3 separate regions of the Mus musculus genome follow, and all the other regions are linked to region 1. The links are chromatin loops, found by intact Hi-C in ENCODE. Cell type or tissue: heart. All regions are shown on one strand.

What was found. Peaks named below come from ENCODE experiments on the same cell type or tissue, not always from the same donor. Only the 100,000 strongest peaks of a DNase experiment are listed, where the experiment ranks them.
Region 2: a loop joins it to region 1, with 8 times the contacts of the local background. A loop is called at or near these places in 27 of 42 quality-filtered maps.
Region 3: it touches region 1 in a loop (16-fold over the local background); 19 of 42 quality-filtered maps call a loop at or near these places.

What each region holds. Positions count from the first base shown.
Region 1 is chr9:37,427,474-37,435,473 of GRCm38, reverse strand. Robo3 (roundabout guidance receptor 3) reads left to right here and starts at 2,299. Exons shown (of 28, transcript NM_001164767.1): 1 at 2,299-2,632; 2 at 5,660-5,986; 3 at 6,282-6,439; 4 at 7,364-7,484; 5 at 7,581-7,719; 6 at 7,969-8,000. The coding sequence starts at 2,473. In heart, CTCF peaks have their summits at 3,259 (motif pointing left) and 4,739 (motif pointing left); DNase peaks (open chromatin) are centred at 3,243 and 4,673; H3K4me3 peaks cover 2,915 bases; H3K27me3 peaks cover 7,379 bases.
Region 2 is chr9:37,613,613-37,621,612 of GRCm38, reverse strand. It overlaps Spa17 (sperm autoantigenic protein 17), which reads left to right and starts at 7,893. Exons shown (of 5, transcript NM_011449.2): 1 at 7,893-8,000. It overlaps Siae (sialic acid acetylesterase), which reads right to left and starts at 7,792. Exons shown (of 10, transcript NM_011734.4): 1 at 7,687-7,792; 2 at 4,652-4,813. The coding sequence starts at 7,753. In heart, a CTCF peak has its summit at 4,612 (motif pointing right); DNase peaks (open chromatin) are centred at 4,682 and 7,832; H3K4me3 peaks cover 810 bases; H3K27ac peaks cover 622 bases.
Region 3 is chr9:37,928,823-37,936,822 of GRCm38, reverse strand. No RefSeq gene overlaps it. Among named protein-coding and RNA genes, the nearest start is that of Olfr878, 14 kb to the right of the region's middle. In heart, a CTCF peak has its summit at 4,093 (motif pointing right); no DNase peak of the experiment used is centred here.

The DNA of each region.
Region 1 (8,000 bases):
AGGAAAATAGGGAGGTTTTTTTTTTAAGTTAGTTTTAAAAATAGGAGAGAGGGGAGGAGGGAGGGAGGGAGACGGGGGTGAGAGAGAGAGAGAGAGAGAGAGAGAGAGAGAGAGAGAGAGAGAGGTGAGATTCACAAGATGGACCAGATAGGGGCCAAGAGTCCTAGAAAAATGGCTTTCCTCCATTTGTTCAGCATCCAAACCCAGACGACAGGGATTAGGAGGAAGCGGTGCCCACGGGCTGCGCTGCCGCCTCCGCTTAGGGAACCCAGAGCAAATACTCCCTGATCCCCACATAAAGGGCCAATTAACTGTGCGGTCTCCAGAAACAAATCCGCTAACAGGGTGACAAGCCCCTAGACGCCAGGCGGGGGTGTGTTTGCCCAGAGGCCGGCCGGGAGCAAATCAAGGGATTAGCATAGGGCAAAATCTGCATGGTTAGGGGGTTTCCAGCCTTTCCAGCTCCAAAGCAGGGCCATGAAGTTAAGTTTCTGCCTTGCTTGGCCTTCTAATGTGATGGAACCCGCAAGACCGACCAGCAGAAGGCCAAGCAAACGGTCCTTAAGATTCTGAGGATCAGACCAGATGAACTAGTCCTCTTCATCCTTAACTCTGAAGGGATTGGTCTCAAATGGTGATGTCTTCTGATTGGCAAATTCAGCACACACACCCCTTCCTTACCTCTCCGGCTGAAAGTGGTCTAGCACTACAGCAAGCCCCTGGATGAGGGTCTGATGTAAAAAACTTCTATCTCTTTAGTGCCCTAGCCTACCCCATTCTCAAGATCTGCCCAGGTTTTGTCTTCGGTGGATGCACCAGGGACCCAGTTCAGCACCCACAGATGTGTCAGCTCCCAGGGCTCTAAGTCCCGTGGGATTGTTGAGCCCCATCAGCCCTCACCATTTAGTTCATCCCACCTTGAGCTCTCTGGTCCTGGACCGAGGACTCCGAAGCACTAAATGCCCCCAGAATTCCGTGGGCAGGACACTGGATTGTAGAGACAAACTGGTTGGTGGGGCCATGTTCCTCTACTCTTGACCTGCTTTTGGTTTGGAATCTGCCACAGCTTCATCTTCCACCCTGGAATTGAGTAGCATATAGCGCTCTGAGCTGTCTTCCTGTGCAGGTGTCCCCTTACATATCAGAAGCAGCCGCTGCACGATTACATAGCCTAAGAGCAATCCAAACACTTACTTGTCCACAGAACCTACAGGATGGGAAAGCCACGGTCTCTTGCTCCACATTCAACATCATTTCCAGTCTAGAGAAAGTGTGTGCAGGAGAGGGGCAAAAGCAAAGATGGTTGGCTGCAACATCTCCAAGGCTAAAATAACCCCTATTCGAGACAGAACCGGGGCTTTGGTTTTCCTGTTGCACACCCCACCCCACCTCACCCCGACCGGGAGGATAAACAGCTGTTATCTGGTTCCAGCAGTTTCACACAATTTGGCATTCACCCGGTCTGTGACACTTTGCTTCCTTTGTTCTAGACTTTTGGTCTCTTCAAAACTGTCAAACAACTTCCTAAAACACGTCATAGTGGAGCAATGCACTATGCTAATAGGTGCGTGCTGCCTGGATTCTCGGGGTCTCCTCCAATTTTACTCAGTTCTGAGCACCCGGCAGGATTTCCTGACGGGGCGGGGGGGGGGGCGCATCTGGAGCAGGACTCCAGGTCAAGTTGGATCTCTGTATCCCTGTGGGTTCCTAGTGGCAAGCCACAGGATTAGGAGGAATCGGACGCGCACGTGGGGCGAGAGGTGATCCAGCGGTGGAATTCTCTTCTTCCCCTCCACCCCCACTCCCAGGTATCCTAGCACCCTGCGCTCACGTTTCCAGGACCCAGAATTTGAAAGGCACTGGAAGCTGGGACATTGAGAGCTCAACAGTGTCTGCTCTCCCAATGCCTCAGTTTCCCTGACGTCCGAGAAAGGAAATAATTCCTGCTATAATTTTAGAAAGAAGGGCTGAGTCTGACAGAGGCTCAGTCCGCGTCTTGGGGGAGAGAGAGAGAGAGAGAGAGAGAGAGAGAGAGAGAGAGAGAGAGAGAGAGAGAGAGAGAGAGAGAGACTCTCCCGCCAGGTTCAGAGCAACATTTGATGAGAGGAGTGTGGGGCGGGGACTCTAACTTGCGCGCGGCCCTGTTAGTGGCCATCCTGGTGGAGGTGGGGATATGGAGGAAGGCGGATTAAGCCCTTAATTACGGCGTGATCCGAGTGGCACCTGCTTTCCGCCCGCCCAGCTCCCAGGGGATTCTGGCACTGGGGGGGGGGGGGGTGGAGAGAAGAACCAGCGAAGGAGGACAGCCCGCGCAGAGGCACGGCCGGTACCCAGGCACGCCTGCAGGACAGCGGCATCGTGGCTGCCGCAGCGCGCAAAGGCTGTGGAGGGGCTTACGGCTCCCGGCCCGCGGGTCCCAGACCCAAGGGCTGGGCTCCGAGGCCCCTGCCCAAGACCCAGGCGGGCTGCGCTATGCTGCGCTACCTGCTTAAAACACTACTACAGATGAACTTGTTCGCGGACTCCCTGGCCAGGGACATCTCCAACTCCAGCGAGCTACTCTTCGGCTTCAACTCCTCGCTGGCAGCGCTCAACCCTAGTCTGCTTCCTCCTGGAGATCCCTCTCTCAATGGTGAGACTGTTCGATGGGGACCTTAGATTTGGAGATCGGGATGAGAGGGCTGCTTGGAAGGGAAGACGGAAGGTCTCCTTTTCCAGGACCCAGGGGCGCCTGTCAGGGCCCTCCTGGGAAGTGGGGTCCCAAAGGAGCGTCTGAGTTGGTGTATTTGCCTGTGGTGGAGGGCTGCTGAGCCCCTTTCTCCTCATCTCTCCTACTATCCACCTACCACACCCACCCCAGGTGGGAGAAATGTAAAGGGCAAGTTCCAAGCTAAGAAGGAAGGTTAGACCAGGGCACGATGTCGCCAGTCGGCCAAGGCTAAACCGGGCACTAGGTGATCCACCCAAGTAGCAGATGCCACTTCCAGGACCTAAAGTTTTCAAAAACCTCACTCAGAGCAAGGGTGGGAAAGCCCCCAACTTTGTAGGTGTTTTTACGCGGAGGGTCAAAGTCAGCAATCTTCTCAAGGAAACTTAGTATTAAGTTTGTATCCCCAGTGAGACTCACAGCTGACCCAGCCTGGCAGAGCGATGGCGAGGTCGTTACTGCTAATTACAGTGATTAATAAATAACTTGAGACAGCGCTGCCCCCCCTGAGCGCTGCAGGCAGTCTGGAGAGAGGCCTGATCGCGCTCCCTGCTGGCTACGTCAGGAACTCTCCCTCTGGAAGCCTCTGCCCAACTTAGGCTAGGGCCCCGGACTCTGGACATGGTCCACCTTTGCAGTCTCTAAAAGATGAAAGGATTCTCTCTCTCTCTCTCTCTCTCTCTCTCTCTCTCTCTCTCTCTCTCTCTCTCTCGTTCTCTCTCTCTCTCCCCCCCCCCCCCGTACTCAGGTGCAAGGGAGGAGCCCCAGAGCCCTATTTGCATGGCCATTAGCTATTCATTAGGCTGCTGTCGAAGCATCTCTGGAGACCAGGAATGACAGGGAAGAAATTCCAGGGAAAGAGAGCCCTCGGCTGTGTCTGCAGGAATTAGAGGGAAAGCGTGGATCAGAAGGGTGTTGTGTGGAAGGAGTTTGAAGAGGGCTGAGATTCTCCAGTCTTGCCACCTTTGAGGAGTCCCAAGAGACCAAGCAGTTATTTTCTCGGATTTTTTACTCACCTAGAGCTTTATACCAGACATCTATCTTTTCATTTAAGCTTGAAAAGTCAGGGAGGGACGATGGTTGTTGGTCACTACACACTGCCACTAGGGAAAACAAAACAAAAAAACAGCTATGGAGGATAAAGAATAGGGCAGTGACCACAAAAGCATAGAGCAAGATCTTGGCAGCAGGGAACTTAAAGTGTATTTTTATCACATATGAGAGGTTTTTGAAGTGGAGATGGGATGGGTTTAGAAATACTAGAGCCTAAAGTCTCATTCAGGTAGAGACTGTAGGAACCACATTAAAGTGCTGGAGAAGAAAGGATATTAAGTAATGGTAAACTTGTCATAGCTACTGTTGTGCCTTGCATCTTTTTGGGGGTTTTGAACTCCCACATTGCAGATAAGGAAGTGAAATTTAGAGACCTGAACCTTTTTGTTTTTTGAGACCTAGCCTAACTATGTAACTTAGACGCCTCCACACCCAGAGCAGTGGGCTTACAGGCATGGGCCACCAACGGGCTGCAGTTAAATAAGATGTCCAGCTTACTAACTCTGGGAAGTGTCAAATCTGAGATTCTAGCTCAGAGCATTTCGAAGCCAAAACCTGGGCTCTAACCATTCCAGGGGCCTCTCTCAGTGGAGTGTTTCCAAAACAGGATTGGGATGGGACGGAGGAAAGAGATGCTTGAGCAGCAGACATCCTTCCATCTATCTGGAAGGGAAAAGACTGAGAAGTTTATTCTCTTCCATACGTGGGAGAGAAACTGATTTTACACTGAGCAATCAAATCAACGACCAGGGTGGAGCCTGCACCCGCCACGCCCCAGCATTCTCTATACCAGAACTCTTAAAAGGAAGGGCAAGAAACGAAACCTAATCCCCCACTGGGCCTAGAACCAAGAGGTCTCTGAGGATATTGGAACAGGGTAGGCGGGGTGGGGGCGAGAGAGAGCCGCAGAACAGATGCGCCCAAGAGTCACTGGTTATTTAAGGACACCAGATTGTGCAAGGCTTCAGCGCCGCCTACTGGCAGAAGCGAATAGGTCTGACTGAGAGCTCAGTATTTAACTCTTCTGCATAGGCGAGAATGAGGATACATGGAGGCATGGGAACATTTGTGGGTGAGGATGACACCTGGGTCCCAAACCTGAGGCAGGAGATGACCCAGCTTCAGGAAGGAGGTCTGTAGGACAAGAGAAAGACAGGGGCGGAATGTACAGAGAAATAGTTTCAAGAGAGCTAGGGAGGAAAGGAATTTCTTGATTTTTAAAACTGTACCTTTCAGGAAAAGCAGCGCCACTCAAATTTCCACTTCCACCATATTTAATTTCTGTGACTTCACAGGATTCCTGGAAATAGGGGGGGAAAAAACCGTGATTGCCTGGGGCTTCATAGCATTCAAATTAAGAACTTTTCTAGTCTTAGCCCCAGCCCTTAACACCTTTTTTTATACGAAGAATCCAGGACAATTAATTTTGTCCATTTCATCTGTGGGAGCAGAGATCATCAGAGATGAATAATCTAGTGTCTGCTACGGTACGGTATGCATGGTTGGTTGCTCACTGAGGAAGACTTATATGCGATCCAGTGTGTGTGAATGCAAATCAACTTGCTAGGGTACAGGTTCCTCACCAAAGCATGCTCAGTCATCGCTCACTAGTCAAGAAATGAGGCCTGGATCTCAAGAAGGCCCAGAAAACCTTCCTAGGAGTTTGTGCCCGGATCCTTCTATAGATCTGCCTATCTGAGGGCGGTTCCGTTGTTCCAGGCTAAGGCGTTACCAGAGCCTACAGAGCAGGAGGACTGGTGGGCCGATGTGATGTAGATGACTCTCTAGCAAAGGAAGCATGGGAGATGAGTGAGGCAGAGGGTTCTCTTACTCTTCAGAGCAAACCTGGTCTTCCCCCAGTTGCTTTGCCTGGGTACTTGGAGTTACCTTCTTCTCCAGGGTCAAGAGTTGGGCCAGAAGATGCCATGCCACGCATCGTGGAGCAGCCGCCAGATCTGGTGGTTTCCAGGGGCGAGCCGGCTACTCTGCCCTGTCGTGCAGAAGGCCGGCCTCGACCCAACATCGAGTGGTACAAGAATGGGGCGCGTGTGGCGACTGCACGGGAGGATCCGCGTGCTCACCGTCTGCTGCTGCCCAGCGGCGCCCTCTTCTTTCCCCGCATTGTGCACGGGCGTCGCTCTCGGCCTGACGAGGGTGTCTACACCTGTGTGGCTCGCAACTACCTGGGAGCAGCGGCTAGCAGAAACGCCTCTCTGGAAGTAGCTGGTAAGAGAGTTCGTCAGCTGATGCTTCTAGAACCTGGGGCACTCCGGAAGGCCAACAGAAAGTTGGCCTGGGGGCGGGGTGGAGTGGGGTCAGCCCAATGAACGTCTTTTTTGGGACAGAGACCTTTGGTCTCTAACACCAAACCTTGACCATGGGGGAGGAAGTAGATTTGACTTGGTATTTCAGGAAACCGGGTCAGTTGTGACCCCCTCTATGACACTCAGCTCCTGTTAACATCATTCTACCTTGTTTATTTTTCTGACCTTTCTCCCCATGGTCCCTTCTCTATTCTCAGTCCTCCGTGATGATTTCCGGCAATCGCCTGGGAACGTGGTGGTAGCGGTGGGGGAGCCAGCTGTAATGGAATGTGTGCCCCCTAAGGGTCACCCAGAGCCTTTGGTGACCTGGAAGAAAGGCAAAATAAAGCTTAAGGAAGAGGAGGGAAGGATCACCGTGAGTGTGTGTGTATGTGTGTACACATTCACATACATGTAGGCAATGAGTCTAGGACATGCCTCAAAGGAGGAAGTCTAAGACAGTGCTTCTCAGCCTATGGGCTGTAACCCCTTTGGGGCTGCATATCAAATATTCTGCATATCAAATATTTACATTACAATTCATAACAATCACAAAATTACAGTTATGAAGTAGCAACAAAAAAAATTTATGGTTGGGAGTCACCACAACATAAGAAACTATATGTGGGCTGGTGAGATGGCTCAGTGGCTAAGAGCACTGACTGCTCTTCCGAAAGTCCTGAGTTCAAATCCCAGCAACCACATGGTGGTTTACGACCACCCATAATGAGATCTGATGCCCTCTTCTGGTGGGTCTGAAGACAGCTACAGGGTACTTATGTATAATAATAAATAAATCTTAAAGAAACTGTATGCATTAAGGGATTGCAGCATCAGGAATGTTGAGAACCACTAGTCTTAAGGGACTTGAGACCTATGAATAATGTCTTGGTACTGTACAGAAGACGATCTGAAATTAAGCTACTAAGTAAAGAATTCAGGTTTGTTTTTGTTTTTTTGTGGAAAGAGCTGGGTATGTAGGTGCATACCTTTAATCCCAGCACTTGGGTGGCAGAGGCAGGCAGATCCTTGTATTTAAAGCCAGTCTGGTCTACAAAATGAGTTCTAGAGCACCCCTCTCCTAAAAAAAAGTCAAGAGAGAACACCATGATGCCCCAAAGCCCCCATATCTGATACATGAATCAACTTCATTAGCTTACTATAAGGAACCAAGTAAAATTTACATACACATGTACACACACGTACAAGCATGCACACACTCACAAACATTTTGATGTAAAGGACCAATCACAAACATTTTGACTGTAAAGGACCAATTTTTACCATTGTTATTCCCCAGATACGTGGAGGAAAGCTGATGATGTCACACACGTTCAAGAGTGATGCTGGCATGTATATGTGCGTAGCCTCCAACATGGCTGGAGAACGAGAGAGTGGGGCAGCTGAACTTGTGGTACTGGGTAGGCACCGGGCATTTTGGAGTTATGGGAGTGTGTAGCCCAGTGAGGAAGTAGCTGTGCAGTACCCCTGACAGTTCAATGGCTCCTACTCTGTAGAGCGTCCCTCATTTCTGCGTAGACCAATAAACCAGGTTGTCCTGGCTGATGCCCCTGTGAATTTCCTGTGTGAGGTGCAGGGAGATCCCCAGCCCAATCTACACTGGCGCAAGGATGATGGGGAGCTGCCCGCGGGCAGGTGAGAAGCCCCCTCCTTTTGACAACAGAGGGAACCCAGGAACCCCAGACCCTACCTGGCCATGGCATAGAGAAATTTATTTCCCAGAACTACCGATCCCTGGCTAAACTTACTTCATATAGTGGGTGCCATCTTCTTCTGTACCATTTGAACCGCCCCTTGCCTATCTTGACCCTGGTGTTTGTTCTGGGGGAGAGAGACGGGGTTTGTAGCTGTGGCCAACCCAGCTTGGTGTGGGGAGTGGAGCAGGTATGAGATTCGGAGTGACCACAGCCTTTGGA
Region 2 (8,000 bases), 190 kb before region 1:
ACCAATAAGCCAGGCATCAGCATATAAAATGCAAAATTCAACCTAAACCAGAAAAATCACTGTTTTGGAAACAGTGGGCAGCTAGGACAGATTGTGTGGCACAGGTGTGATGTGCTCCGTATGGCTCACACTTATGAACAGGCAGACGTTCCAATCTGTCCTAATACAGGCTTGCCAAGGTCTTTCCAGGCTTCCTGCACTGACACACCTTACTGAGGCTCCGTCCTTCTGCCAGAAGCACTGCTGATGTGTGCTGATGGGGTCAACTGCCAGAGAACCTAACACAGGACTAGTTCTCAGCCTCCTGTGTTCATCTAGTGCATTCAGAGCTATTAATTGGGTATTTTCCCTTAGCTTTTTCAATACACATGGCTAGTGACAAAAACTCTCCCTAGCACTTCCAACAAGTGTGCACATCTATGGTGGTTTGAATAAGATTGGCCCCCAAAGGCGCATATATTTGAATGCTTACGGAGAGGAATTAGGAGGTGTGGCCTTGTTGGAGTAGGTGGAGCTTTGGAGGAATTGTGTCATTGGGGTTGGACTTTTGGGGTCTCAGTGTTCAACAAGGCTCAAGTCTCTCTCTTCCTTCTGCCTACCAACCTAGATGTAGACCTCTGGGCTCCTTCTCCAGCATCATGTCTGCCCATGTGCTACCATGCAGCCGGCCATGACGACAATGGATTAAACCTCTGAACTTGTATGCCAGCCCCAAGTAAATGTTTTCCTTTATAGAGTTGCCATGGTCATGTGATCTCTTCAAATAAAACCCTAACTAAGACAATGTCCAGCAACAAAAAGACAGGAAAGAAAATTGGCAAAGCAGTGGCACCATTTCACTACAGCCAGAAAAATGAATGAGCTCCTGGTAGGACCTAGAACCTCAGGAAAGCTGAACCTGGAAAATGAGTCTTGATTCCAACATCTTTTGTACCAGAAAAATTTGCCTTCAACTTCTCAAAAAGCTTCCTTCTTGGCTAGCTAGCCTAAGGTCTTTTGGTTCCTAGCATTTTTCCACTCCCATTTAAGAAAAAGAAAAATATGCCCTGACACAATGCTGTAAAGCAGGAGAAACTTGCACTGTAGAGAATTCACTGATGGGCACAGGAGCTCAAGAGATAACTCATACAAGCCCTATGATGTCTTAGACCAAGGGCAAGGGTGGGATTGGAAAGTCAGAAGCCACCATGTTCCATGAGGAGCGTTAGTCTTTGTTTGGATAGTCAGTTCAGAACAGGGTGCATGGTGATGAGCATGCCATGGGGCACTTAAGAGCTTTTAGAATGTTAGCCCATCAAGACTACTAGGATGAGCTCAAATAGTAATTCTAAGTCCCCAACCATAAAGCTCACCGTCACTGATTTCAGCAGCATCCAATGGGCTTGCTGCTGGTTCTTGGCCTTCTGAGCCACAGCTGCTCTGGTCCTGCCTTATGAACAGTAGTCGTTTGTTCCCTGTTACCTCTTTGGCCAGTCCAGGCCCAGGTTTCTCTAAGTTTTCATTTCACTGTATTCAAACCTCTGTGTTCTTACATTTTTTCTTCTACCATCTAGGAAGATCAATCTCCTGCCGTCGTTTTACCACTACTTAGCCTACAAACATTTTGCCAAGCATTTCATCGAGTAAATGACAACAATGAACTCCAACCCTGGCCTACCCTGATAAGAAGGCCATGCTTCATGTTTTCACATGTTAAGAGCATGTCTGGTTGTTTGCCTCTGACAACTGATTTATATAGTACAGCAAAAGGCATACACAAAGAAAGAGCTGTCTGTCTCTCTTTTCTCTCTGGCTTCCCCAGTTAACTCAAGATGTAAACCACAACCACAAGAACGAAATAAAAATAATTTGTTCAGAGACATGATTAGTCATAAAGCACTTTCTTGCTTTTCTTCTTATTAATCAAATCAAATGTTATCTTTTTCAGGTTATTGTGATGAATATCAAGAAGGGGAGGGGGTACCCATGGCCTTTATCTTCCTAAAAAGAAAACCTAGGGCTCACAAGAAACAGCTTTCTTCACCTCTCCACACAGAACCCTGACTTTTCATCAGCTAAAACATGATCCTGTGGCTTTCAAATGTGGCTTGAAGGTGAAGGATGCCTTAGTGCTCATCCCTTACCACCTACATTTATTTTATAGCTTACAGTTCAAATATACCACCACCAAACAAGAATGAAGTAAAAAGTAAATGCTTTATATGAGTAAAACTGCTTATGAAAATGATAAAAGTCATAGCATGTTGTGGCAGATACACCTTAGGGTGGGTTCTAAAGTTATAGTCTTATATTATTCTTGCTCCTCTGGAACAAACAGAATCTGTAACTTGCATTCAATAGTTCTACATCAGAGGAGAGGGGAAATGTCCCTCTTGAGACTTGGTTATATTATATGGGGAGGAAGGAGTAAAGTCTACGGCATCTCCGTCACAATGACTATCATTAAGAAAACAGGTGACACCCGATCCTGGTGAGGATGTAGGGAAGGGGAACCTTTATTTACTACCAATAGAAATATAAACCGACTACACATCTATGAAAATTAATGTGCAGCTAGCCTGGTTTACAGAGCAAGTTCCAGGACAGCCAGAGACACACAGACAAATGTTGTCTCAAAAACAACAACAGAGGATAAGTCAGGCAAGGGGTGGGGGAAGGGCAGGGGAGTGAATATGAACAAAATACAATGATACATACGTGTGAAATGCCAATAATTAAACCCATTAATTTCATATGCTTTCAAAAGTAGACTGGGGATATAGCTTAGCAGACAGAGTACCTGCCTAGCATGTTTAATTCAGTCCCCAGTACTATGTAACCTGGGTGGGGTGGTTCATTCCTATGATCCCACCCTTTAGGGAATAGAAGTAGAAGAATCAGAACTTCAATGAAATTCTCAGCTACAAGAAAGAAAAGAAAAGAAAAAAAAACCTAGGCACTAAGCATAGGAAGTTTTGGAATTCTTCACATTCAGTATATCTCACAGATCACAAAGAGAGGCTGGAGAGATGGCTCAGCTGTTAAGAGAACATGCTGCTCTTGGAGTAGACCTGAGTTTAGTTCCCAGCATCTACTCTTCTACGTTTTTATCCCTTCCTCAAAGAGACCACTTTATTCTCACCTTGAACCTTCATCCTCACAGCTACACTCCCAGGTCAAGGCCTCATCATGTGTATCTGGATATCATAAGAGCCTCCTAACAGCTCTATCAACCCTATCTGATGACTGCCAAACTCTATCAGTCTGCTCCTGTGCTTTTATGCTTAAAGTCTACAGATCCAGGATTTAAATGCTTTAGCAGAGATAAACAAGCCGCCATACTGGCCCTTCTCCTGTCACCTACCATCAGTCACTTAGCCCAGTGTCCCAGACCAACCTACCTACACGGGATTTCTCCAGTGTTACTGATGTACCTGTGTCTATGTCTAGGACGTTTTCTCTTTCAAAACCAGCCTTAAATTAAGTCCATTACTCTACTACCTTGCTAAGCTCTCTCTCTCTCTCTCTCTCTCTCTCTCTCTCTCTCTCTCTCTTTCTCTCATACACACACACAGAGTCCTTCTTTACTATTGCATATCTCAAAGAACTATGAGTGTTCTTTATTTTCCTGCCTCCTCCCCTAACCTTCAGGCTTCACTAAGGGAGAGGCTCCATCTGTTTTATTCATCACTTTATCATCAGTACCTAGCACAGTATCTAGCACACAGTAGGTACTCAATAAATATTTGAATTACTGAATAAGTAATAGTAGCAGTAGTGGTAACAATAATGGCCAAACAAGTTAATGTGACAAGCACTGTTCCAACTACTTTATATGCATTTACTCCTCATAATAATCCATTAAGAATTCGTACAACCCCCCCAAAAAAACAAACTGTCACAGATATATTTAATATATTCTTAAATTACATACCTAAAAATAACAGACAGAATCAGAACTCTGACAGTAAACTAAAAATTCAAGTTCTTCACAAGATCACCAAATTGACTCTCTTTTCAAATTGCTTGTAGGACTTATTTCAACTTGTGTGTGTGTGTGTGTGTGTGTGTGTGTGTGTGTGTGTGTGTGCCCAGAGTACCCCTGGAGCTGGAGGTTACACAGAATTATAAGTCACCCTATGTGCATGCTAGAACTAAACCCAGGTCCTCTGCAAGAACAGCAAGAGCTCTTAACCTCTGAGCCACCCTCTCACCTCTAGACTGCCTGCCTCAACTATCATCTTCTGTGACAACTTTCCATAGCAACCAGACTGAGGTGGATGTCTTCTCTAGCTCTTGGAAGTCCACAGATATTTTATGTGTTCATCCAACGACTACATAATTTGTTCTGTTCAATGAGCCCCTTGGTGAAGGGAACTTTGAGCCTTGTTACCATTTGTGGTATCTTTAGTGTTTACCCACATAGTATCTCAAATAACTCTTATGGATGGATGGGTGGATGGATGGATGGATGGATGGATGGATGATGGATGGATGGATGGATGGATGGATGATGGATGGATGGATGGATGGATGATGGATGGATGAACAGATGGATGGATGATGGATGGATGGATTGACAACTTGAGGGGGAGCCATAAGCATTCATTTTCAGATAATCCAGCAGGTGGCAGAAGAGGACAATAACTGAACAGAGAATGGGCTGCCTTACCTTTCACACTGGTCACTTTCTTCATGATGGTTTCCTGACCTTGGCACAAGGTCACTGTCACTGTGGCTCCAGGTGTACCAAAGCCCCAGATCACAGCCCCTGAAGGCTCCTTCTGCAGCACCATGTAATTATCGATGTATGAAGCAAAGCGAAAACCAATACCTATAAATATCAACAAGCACTTAGGAGAACATAATCAGGAGATTCAGCATCATGTGGATCCGGTAAAAGGAAGTAACATATAGTCCCTATACTAAAGAATATGAGCCCACTTAAGCCTTTTAATCTTCCAAAACCGGGTCCAGTTGCTCCAGATTAAATAAACAACATAATAAGAACAGTTTCCAACAATATGTATCACAGCAGAACATGACCATTAAGAGAAACTTAGAACCCAAGATAACAACTAATGTACATGCTCTCCTTCCTTCCCCTTCACAGTTCTTGGCCAACCCTTGCTCTAAAACTTGGCTCTAGAATTTAACATTCCTCTCTCAAGTCACTAAAATGAACCTTCCATGCACCTCACAGATGGTGATGATAAGAAAAACAAGGCACTTCCTTCCCTAACTCTCCATCACTGTGCCCACTCCTAGTAGCTCATAGGTCCTCTAATGTTGCTGTACCCATCTTTGGCTCCTCCTCTCCATCCTATCAATGCCAAACCCCTTCAAGTGTTTTCTCTTGAGGGTTTATTTTGTTGTTGATGATGATGTAATTTTGTTGATTGGTTTTGTTTGTTGCTTTTTGTCTTTGATGACCTGGTTTACCACACTTACGACTGTGAAAATGTTTCCTTTCCAGTAAGCTCAGATAAGTCAGGAGACAAAAATACGATCGTGGAGAGACAGAAGGTTAAAAATCTCTGAGAAAAAGTCTTGTCACCATTTCACAAGCAAAGAAAAGAGGAGGCACACTTGCATATTGGATTCTGTGCTAAGAATCACTAACAAGACTGAATAAGAATTCACTTTAACGAGATCTTTTCTATTTTTAACTCATAGCCTATATCGGAGAACTTTTTAAATAACAAGCATTGATCCAAATGATCCCAGTGAGCTCATAGAAATTTAAGTAGGAAAATCATAAAATCATCCCAATTTGTCTCAGCAGGGGAGAGTTTTTAAAAATCCTACAAAGAAAATATTTTACAAAATTAAGGGCTTTTTGGTTTGTTTTGGTTTGGTTGGTTTTTGGTTTTTTGTTTTTAATAAAAGTGATAGACAGGGAAGAGAATTAGAATTAACAAAGCTGACATTTTCCTTGCTGAAAGCTACAAAAGATGGCAGGCCCCTTAGGCTATACTTAACAGGGCAGTCGAGCTAATGGGGGTCCCCTCACAAGCTTGGTGGCCTATTAATACTGCTTTTTAAGTTACAGGCTAACCCTAAAAATCCTCAGTTTTCTTTCTCACTCCGGAGCTAGTTCGATCAGGAAGCCTACATGGCAATCAAGGATTATCCGGAAAGCTTAACAACCTCAAGAAGCATGTACCATGAGCAAAATACTCTGGAACCACAACATCCCAGAATTGCATAAGCAGGATGGCAGCCTGCTGGGGAAACCGGGAGGCATATGTGTGGGAGGGCCCTGTCTTGGGTAGATACAGAACAAAAGCTGAAAAGTAAACGCATAAATAAGAGCTAAGCAAAGAGAAGACTTGAGTTGGAAGAACAGAGTGAAGAAAATATTCCTTACATGGGCAACAATGTTGCAGTCCATAGGATGGGGAATGCCTTCCCAAGCCCTTCTGTGTTTGCCAACATTCAGTTATAGAAGCTCTTTGTGAATGGATTTATGGTGAGAAAAAAAAAATTTAGAGGTGGAAATTATCTTTATAATAAACGTGTTAATTGTGTTACTACCGATGAAGAGATATAACCTAACCACATTACCCATCAAGGGACTAGAGCACAAATAGATTAAGCAATTTTAAAGAATAATTAGAACAGCTATGAATTCAATGAATATCTCTTTAATGATACCTAGTACTTTACACATTGAGACTGCAACCCTGGAAGGAAAAATAATTCCAATAGTAGATAAAAATTCTTGCTGCCAAGGATCTTACAATCTACTAGGAGCTTACTCGTGTAGCAGAGTTCTTAAGAAAGAAGACAGTAATGTCCTTGACAGGCCTCAGAAGGTAGTTTATGACAGAATGAGAATCAACGTCATCTAATTCCAAAGGAATTGCAATTTCATTTTTGCTGTGAGGATAATGGTAATGGGACCACAAATTCCTAGCACTCCAGCCAAGAGCTTTATCACTGAGCTATATTCTCATCCCCCCCCCCAAATTTCATTTATTGACAGTCTATGGATGAGGTCCACTCTTTCAGTGATACAAAGAAAAGAAGGGTGGGTGGCTCCAGCAGTAACCTTTTACTTTAAGTGAATAGATTCCTATCTTTTGATATCTCCATGCAGAGGGCAATGTCCAGCTCAGGTTAGTCAGATGACAAGCTCTGACCTGCACAATGGCCAGTGTGAAATAGCTCCCTCTCCAGTGTGATGAGTCTTACCCCTCCACTAGTATCTCTTAGGCTGTATCAAAATTCAGAGCTGAACCTTAAATTATTCTGAGCTAGTGAGGGGGTTGTATTTCTTAGCCCTAATAACCACTTAGAAACTAGTAAAATTTAATTCCCTCAAGGCACCCATCCCGACAGAAGCCCTCCCCAAGGGCACTACTGAGGGGGCAGGTGTTGAAGTATTTTGGATGACTCAGACACCTGTTTCCAAATATTATCTAACTAAGCTTCGCCCCCTTCTCTTTGAGCTCTCCTCAAGGCTTCGGTCTGGGGACTCTGGAGCCTATTCCAATGGGTAAACCGAAGTCTCTCCCTGCCTCCTATGCTGCAAATGAGGTACCCTGCATGAAAAAGGCAGTAGATGGGCCCAACAGTACCTTGAGCCAGAACTAGGTGCGAAAAGTCCAGTTCTGACTCAAACCAGACCTTTAAAGGGGACGCATGCCATGATCCTGCAGAAGATCTGAAAGGCAAGGGTCCGGCACAGCTGTGACACCTCACCTGCACTTCTGCTGACTCGCGCGATTATGAGCAGCACTATCCCAAACACAGGCCCCGGGGAAACCATGTTTGTGAAGATCCTGATTAACCCGCCGAATTCAGGAAGAGCCCCTATGCGGGGGCGGGGACAGGGCAGAGGCGTGGTCTTGCGTAGTGGGCGGGGCCTGGGAGGGTCTACCTATCGGGCCCCACCCTCAAGCCTTCAGTACGCGAAACCATCAGCGGCGCGGCGCGGCGCGGCGCAGGGCGCTCCCCTCCCGGCCTCCGTAGTTAAAAAAAAAAGAAAAAAGAAAAAAGAAAAAAAAAAACGGTTA
Region 3 (8,000 bases), 500 kb before region 1:
ATACATGAAGAAAGTCATTTATATACAACATTATAGTATTTTAGATGGAGAAGCCAGAAATCATGCTGCTGTGGCCCATTCTATTTTACTATAACAAATAAGTGAGACTTCTTTTTGTAAAAGAAGTTTATTTAGCTCACAGTTTATAGCTGAAAATCTAAGGTTGAGCAGAATAACTGCCAGTTCATCCTCCAGTGAGAGCCTCCTGCCTGCACCACCACATAACAACAAACTCTGGAAGGGAGTCTGCCACTATGCTCCACCTCTTAAATGGTCCCCCACCATGAACATAACCATACCAGAGACCAAGGTTCCAACCCACAAGCCAGTGGTAGAAACGTTCAAACCACATCTAAACTGTAGCACAGGCACATTTTCCTCTGCTTGCTCCCACCTGAGTGATTCTTCTGCAATGATGCAAGTGTAGGGAACCATTGGGAACCATCTGTGGCTGCAACAGGATCATGGATGCCACTGTTATATGGAACAGAAGGGTACCACTGCTGCAGAAAGGTGTCCTACTCTTGGCAGCTGATGGTTTTAAATCTGCTCAGTTAATCATTTCTCTGAGGATGATTTTAAAGCATCATTCCAAGTCTCTGTGTCTCTTCTATTTCTTCTTCCAACTCACAGAGACAGTCCTGTTACATTAACCTTGACACAGTACTTTTCTTACATAATAAACCAAAACATGGCCTGACTTTCACAAGTATATCTATGATAAAAACATTCATGTCAAAATCAGAGTCATGAAGAAATGCTTCCAAAATCTTGTAAAGTGTTATATCACAATTGAAATAATTGAAAGTAATGGTTTTTGCAGCCTTTCTGTTTTGTTTTGTTTTTTTTAATTCATTCCATTTGTTTACATCTCAAATGATATCCCACTTCCCTGTTGCTCCTCCACAAACTCCCATGCCACATTCACCCCCTCTCCATGAAGTTGCTCCCCAACCCACCCACCCTCTCCTGCCCCACTGCTCCAGCATCCCTCTATGTTAGGGCATAAAATCTCCACAGGTACTTGACCTTTCAAAAGGAAACATCTAAATTTCCTATTGTGGCAAGCTATGACATTATTGTCGCTCCCAATAATGAGTCATTTTTCATAAAATATCAGCCTCGTGTGTTGCAGTTTGGGATATAATTAGGTAAAACATGAATTTTCAAAATTATAGGGTAGAACAAAATCAAAAAAATCCAGTTCACCTGTATTACTAATTAAGTGTATATATTACCTAATTAATGCTACAGTCAAATCACACTCTGAGAACGTTTGGTAAGAACAATATAACTCTTTGGTGTCCACCCCAATCCAACATACTGCTAATTATATTTCCTGTACTCTGAAATACATGTTTTTTTTTCAAAATTAACATTAGAGTAGAGGATAATTAAGGAATACCATGTATCATGTGATATTCATTGTCTTCTGCCTCACCGCTATCCTCTACTGTGTATTTCCAATGTTAGAAATCTTCTCCTTCCATAGCAAAGCACCATTGATAACTTGGTATGAAGACAAATTATTTAAATAAGGTTTTTGTCCTGAAAGTGTTTCAAGTCCAAGACAGTATTCAAAGCTATTTTGTACATGCACGCACATTGATGTGCAAATGGATTGGCTTAAGAGGTTGGGAGTCTCAATGAAGAAAATAATATTTAGACAGATAATACAAGAAGGGAGTAAGTTAAACAAAGATAGAGGCATGTAATGTGACATCTCTGAGAACTGTGGGAATAAAGCAGGGGATGTTCTAAAAGGAACAGCAAAAGAAAGGATTCACATGTAACAGGCAAGATACATACCAGGAATATCGGGTCCACAGTGGAAAATTATATGTTGATTACAAATTAGAATGGGAACAAAATATAACAAAATGTTAATGTTGGTTAATTGTGGATAATAGTTAAAGTGCAGCTCAGTATTTCAGGTAAGCATCCAATCAGTTCCAGAAGGGAGTGGATTATAATCAGGAATCCAAGGTACCCATAGAAGGAGACAGAGGAAACTGCAGCAGGCCCAAGAGAAGGTAGGTTTGAGAATATTCAACACATAATGACCTAGTGTGGAGTTTAGGCACACAGGTTGCTGCCTATTAATGTACACACTCAATTCATATTGCCCATTGATAAATTTCAATTAGATTCAGGCCTTGAAAATGCATCCATACAGCATTTCTTCTTAATGAACTTATGCCCCAGCACAGAACATATAAATAAGTCCTCAGTCATCATAGTTGCTGGGCTACAGCTCATCATAAGCAGACAGATGAATAGGCAAAGCCCTTAGCTTGAACCAGTCAGACCATCCTTTCTGTTTCCAGTCCATATATGTGTAATCATGGTAGCCCCAGAGTTCTTTGAGCCTGCTCTAGTTCTGAGAACTGCTGGATTCCAGAACTGTGAATAAAAGCTAAGTAAGATATTCAAACTAAATTTATTGCAGTTTCATCTTTTGACACCATCTTGGTTATTCTGGGCTCAGAAATGAATATGGATGAAGCAGCTGAGCACAACCTTTAAAGCTTAAATCTGTGTAACTGGGGAAGAGTATAGAGACTGAGTCCTCACCATAGGAAACAGCATGAGAAAGCCTTGCTGAGTTTTCCATAGAGATTCTTGTTTATATTTATGAAAATAGCACACACCACATTTGCTGCTCTAACAATGACTTTCCTAAATTACCTAAGCAAATAGAGATGCTACTAATAATCTATTCATTCAGTTATTCATAGTAGCAGCAGGTGGTAAACTTGGCATGTGAAACAAACAAAGCAGAGTCTCCTATCCACAGAACTCACAGTACGGTAAGGTTTGGCTGGGTACATTAATAGCATCCAAAATATATTTGCCCAATACATAAGCTTAATACCATTTATATTATTACATTATGTGTATATCTTAACAAAATGTAGGAATGTTTTTAGTCTGTGATTTATTGGATTCTCATTATCGTTTATATATTTGTTTACAAGTTTCATAGTAAATGTTCATTAAAGGTGATATTTACCAAAGACAGTAAACTCAATACTTATACAGCAACATCTAGGAAGACCAAAGATGGTTCATGGTGCCTGATGAACTGGTAGTCTTCCTGAATTCATGGCAAAATGATCAGTTTTGCATCCACATTTATTATTTGGAATGATCACTCCAGGAGATGTGGGAAGGTGCCTAAATGATTCAGTTCTGTTCAGCAGAACCAAGTGAAGGACCCAGAATGCCTCTAGGGCTCATTTAGATGCTTCTTATACAGAAAAGTAATAAAGAAACAAAGAGATAAAGGTGGCCAGCATCTGGAAAGCAGCCAATCTGTGTGGAGAGGAGGAAATGAGAGGCCCAGAAGGCAGGACTACCAGACATCTCTAGAGGGTCTCAGAAATTTGTAAGTGATTTCTCAGGAGTTGAATTTTTGTATTAATTAGTGAGAGTTCTTTGGATGTTATGCAACTTAATGAATCATTTGTCATTTTAAAATCTCAGGACTAGTATCACTCAAGTCCATGGTGAAAGATGCAAGACAGCTCTGGTGAATAAACATTCCATTTCTGTATAGCTATGTCTTGGCACAGTTACCTGAAGGAAAGGTGATCTAATTCTCCCCAGATAAAGGACATCACAGACCCAACAAAGACAAGCTCCTCAAACTATATCAAGTGGCAACTCAATCAACTGTAAAATCCATATGCCTTCAAAATGTCATAAATAAGTTCATTTGAGTTCTTAAAACATATGAAGTATGGAGAATTTGTATAAAGAATGCATGACCCTTCTTGATGTCCAGAAACTAATTCACTTTACAAAGACAAAATCTTCCAGTTGGCATGTTAGTAGATCCTTGTACAGTTAGTAGATCAGCCCATTGTATAGTTTTAAAGCAGATATATTTGCTTTAAAGAACATTGTGCACATTTTAATTACAGCAGGTAAAGTATTTAAAGTGGTTTTGTACATACACAGACGCGCGCGCGCGCATGCACACACATGTGCACACATGCACACACACACAAGGACACAATGCCTAGCCCTACAAAGTATAAAGACATAACTGAGAAGATTCAGCAAACACTAAACCACTACGCCAGGAGGTTCACTTAAGTAGCCACCAGGTGGTGCTAGTGACTCAATAACATCGATCAAGGCGAAAAGGAAGCGGGAGGGAGGAGGATTTCGCTGCTAATTCATATTCTGAATCTTTTTCAAGCTCTGAAATGTATAACCATGGATTTTATATAACTCCTTATATAAAATTTCAATGCCTTATTAAAAAAACATAAACTTTTGAAAGTGTTCTTTAGATCAACATTTAAATTAAAAGGTTTGAATGCATTTAATTTGCAAATCCTTAATGGGCACTGTCTAAATTGCCTAGTGAAAAAAGACAAGCGGGGCTGGTGGCACACACCTTTAATCCCAGCACTTGGGAGGTAGAGGCAGGCGGATTTCTGAGTTCGAGTCCAGCCTGGTCCACAAAGTGAGTTCCAGGACAGCCAGGGCTATCCAGAGAAACCCTGTCTCGGAAAAACAAAACAAAAAAGAAAAAAAAAGAGACAAAATAGAAAAGACATGACAATCATAATACAAACAAGGTACCAAAAAATGAGTGCAGCATAACTGTTAACTGAATGTTCACTCTTTTAAGTACTCTTAAGTACTTTTTGATATATTGATTCCTGCCGAATCCTAGCACCTAGTCACATAACACACTAGAAACATGATAAATGCGGAATGAATGATTTGATTAATCCACAATTACATAAAAGATGGTTTTAATTTCTGTGTTCTCTGGTTTTAAATGCTTACCAGAACAATTGGTAGCCTAAATATTTCCAGTAAAATATGTTTTCATACCCATGTTAAGATCATTTAATGAGAATTTAAATTTTATACATGCTTAAGGCTCTTTAAATTGTGTAAATAAAATGGATTCTGTTATTTGTGTATTCTTACCCCCAAATCCTATTTAACTCCACTACATTAGGAAATATTTGTACTTATTTTATTTCAATATACAAAGTTTTATGACACAAAGCACATATTCAGCTACATACAGTGTCTGTGTAAAATTTAACATCATCCCATTTCTCAGCCTTTTCGGTGCTGTTGCTAAAAGCAAACAATGACTTAACACTTCTTTGTAGACAGCTTTGTTTGCCCACCAACAAGGACAGATCTCTTAAGGATATGTACACATGTCCTCTTTGATATCAAAACAAAGGCGGGTACCTTCCACTAATAGATTCAGGACATCATTTATGTGGCAGTTCTTTCACGCTCACTGGCAGTCATTGCTCCAGATTACCATATGGGAATCAGGATCATTTCCATGCCAGTCTTTTCTCTGTTGCCATTCCTTTACCAGTTCTCCCACAAATCTACTTCCTTCCTTCCGAGAATTCACTGTATGTTGGTGATGCAAGCCTATCAGCTGGAGTCACATAATGATGGCCTTAAGGTTGGTTCACCCAGTTTGGGGAACTGCAGATTCCTTAAATCTGCCTCTCTTTGTTCCATTCTAGAAAACAATGAACACTAGCTAGACTGAACATGTCACTTCTGCCTTGTAAGAAGCCAATGATGTGGAGGAGTCACATAGAAAGTTATGCAATCTACTTCCCAGATTTCAGGAATAAGGTTTTCTCCCCATTTGTATTAGCAAAGTGTACTAATATATTAGTAGTTTGATTCTGTCAGGTAAGGAGCCAAGAATATGTGTCCAAATCTCAGAAGATTCTAAAGACAAAAGAAGCTCTGACTAAACACAAACAACTCAGTTACAATGTTAACATTCCACAAAATATAGCTTACTTATATTAGTAATATAGCATGACAAAATAAAATTTGGTAAATTGTATGCAAGGATAGAGTATTTTGATGATCATAGATTATTAGAACTAAAAACAAATGGGAAAAAATAGAGATTTCTAGTTCTAACATATTAAATAAAAAGGGAAGAAATGAAATCTTTAAGCTATTCCTATCAACACTCTTTTATGAAATAAATCTAATGAGAATAAATCATAAATTTGCTCTTCCTGTGCAGAAGAGTTTATGAATTTTCTACTGAGATCTACTAAGCTATTACAAGTCCTTTGTACAAAAATTGACTATTAGATAAATATTTACACTGAGAGACTTTGGTAGGGTGGAAGGGGCAGTTAGGTCATTACATTGTCTGCTATGCAAATATGAACACCTGAGTTAAAACCCTAGAATTCACAAAAAAGGGAAAGGGGGAAGGGAAGGGAAGGGAAGGGAAGGGAAGGGAAGGGAAGGGAAGGGAAGGGAAGGGAAGGGAAGGGAAGGGAAGGGAAGGGAAGGGAAGGGAAGGGAAGGGAAGGGAAGGGAAGGGAAGGGAAGGGAAGGGAAGGGAAGGGAAGGCAAGGGAAGGGAAGGCAAGGGAAGGCAAGGCAAGGGAAGGGAAGGCAAGGCAAGGCAAGGCAAGGCAAGGCAAGGCAAGGCAAGGCAAGGCAAGGCAAGGCAAGGCAAGGCAAGGCAAGGCAAGGCAAGGCAAGGCAAGGCAAGGCAAGGCAAGGCAAGGCAAGGCAAGGCAAGGCAAGGCAAGGCAAGGCAAGGCAAGGCAAGGCAAGGCAAGGCAAGGCAAGGCAAGGCAAGGCAAGGCAAGGCAAGGCAAGGCAAGGCAAGGCAAGGCAAGGCAAGGCAAGGCAAGGCAAGGCAAGGCAAGGCAAGGCAAGGCAAGGCAAGGCAAGGCAAGGCAAGGCAAGGCAAGGCAAGGCAAGGCAAGGCAAGGCAAGGCAAGGCAAGGACCTGCTTGGTGAGTTTAAGGCCAGGCAAGAGAAAGGCCTTAATCTCAAAAAACCAAAGTGGATAACAAAAACCTGAGGTTAACCTCTGAGCATCCACATTCACATTTGTCCTCCAAACATAGGTTCACATTGTGTACGTACCAAAACAAAAAGAAATATCAGCAAACCTCAGCCAAAGGTAGAGGAGGCTCATGCCTATAATCTCACACTTGGAAAGCTGAGGCAGGGGATCCAGAGAACAAACCCAGCCTGGGCTATTTAGTGAGGCCAAGACTAACCCAGACTATATGAAATCCTTTAAAACAGAACAATACAAAAGAAAAGAAAGAAGGAAAATAAAGCTGAAATATTAGGTGTATCATTGCACTCTTCATACACCCATGAAGTAAACTATTTGGGTATAATATGTCACTCCTCTTTTCCATTGATGAGATTTACTAATTTTTATTTTATTGTTTTGTTCAGGGAGGTGATATTTGTCTATAATTCTGTTCTGCATGCAATCTTTCAGATTTTGGATGCATGCTATGCTCACTTCATAAAAACAACTTTAAAGGAATTTGTGTAGTATTGGAATTATCTGGTCTTTGGTAGGATTCCTGGGCAAAACCATTTGCAACTGTGTTTTTGTTTGTTGGTTGGTTGGCTTGTTTGTTTGTTTGTTTGTTTGTGTTAACCCTTTAACAACTACTGCTTTTTCTTTATCTAGCTGAACAGAATTTGCCATATAAAACTGTTTTTTATAATCATTTAACTACTAATGAAATTTATCATTTAGTTTTTCATTTTTCCTACTTCTGCTATTTTCTCAATCTCTATGTCTTTCTTTCATTAATTAATTAATATATTTATTCACTTTACATCCTGATTGCAGCCCCCTCCTTCTTCTCTCAATTTCACCCTCACAAACCCATCCCCTCACTACCCCCTCCCCTTCTCTTCAGAGAAGGGGAAGCACCCCATTGGGTAATAACCACTCTGACACATCAAGTTGCCCCAATGAGGCCCAACAAGGCATTGCAGTTGGAGAACAGGATCCAAAGGCAGGCAACAGAATCAAAGGAAGACACTTGAATCTCACTCAGAAGGGGAAATAAAATAGACATCAGAAGTGAATGAAGAGAGGGAATTTGGTGGGAAATTAAAGGGAATGAGGAGGGAAAATGGGCTAGAGATCAACTGTGAGGAGCAGGGTAGAGGGCAGAGAAGATTGGGGTAAAGAACAGAAAT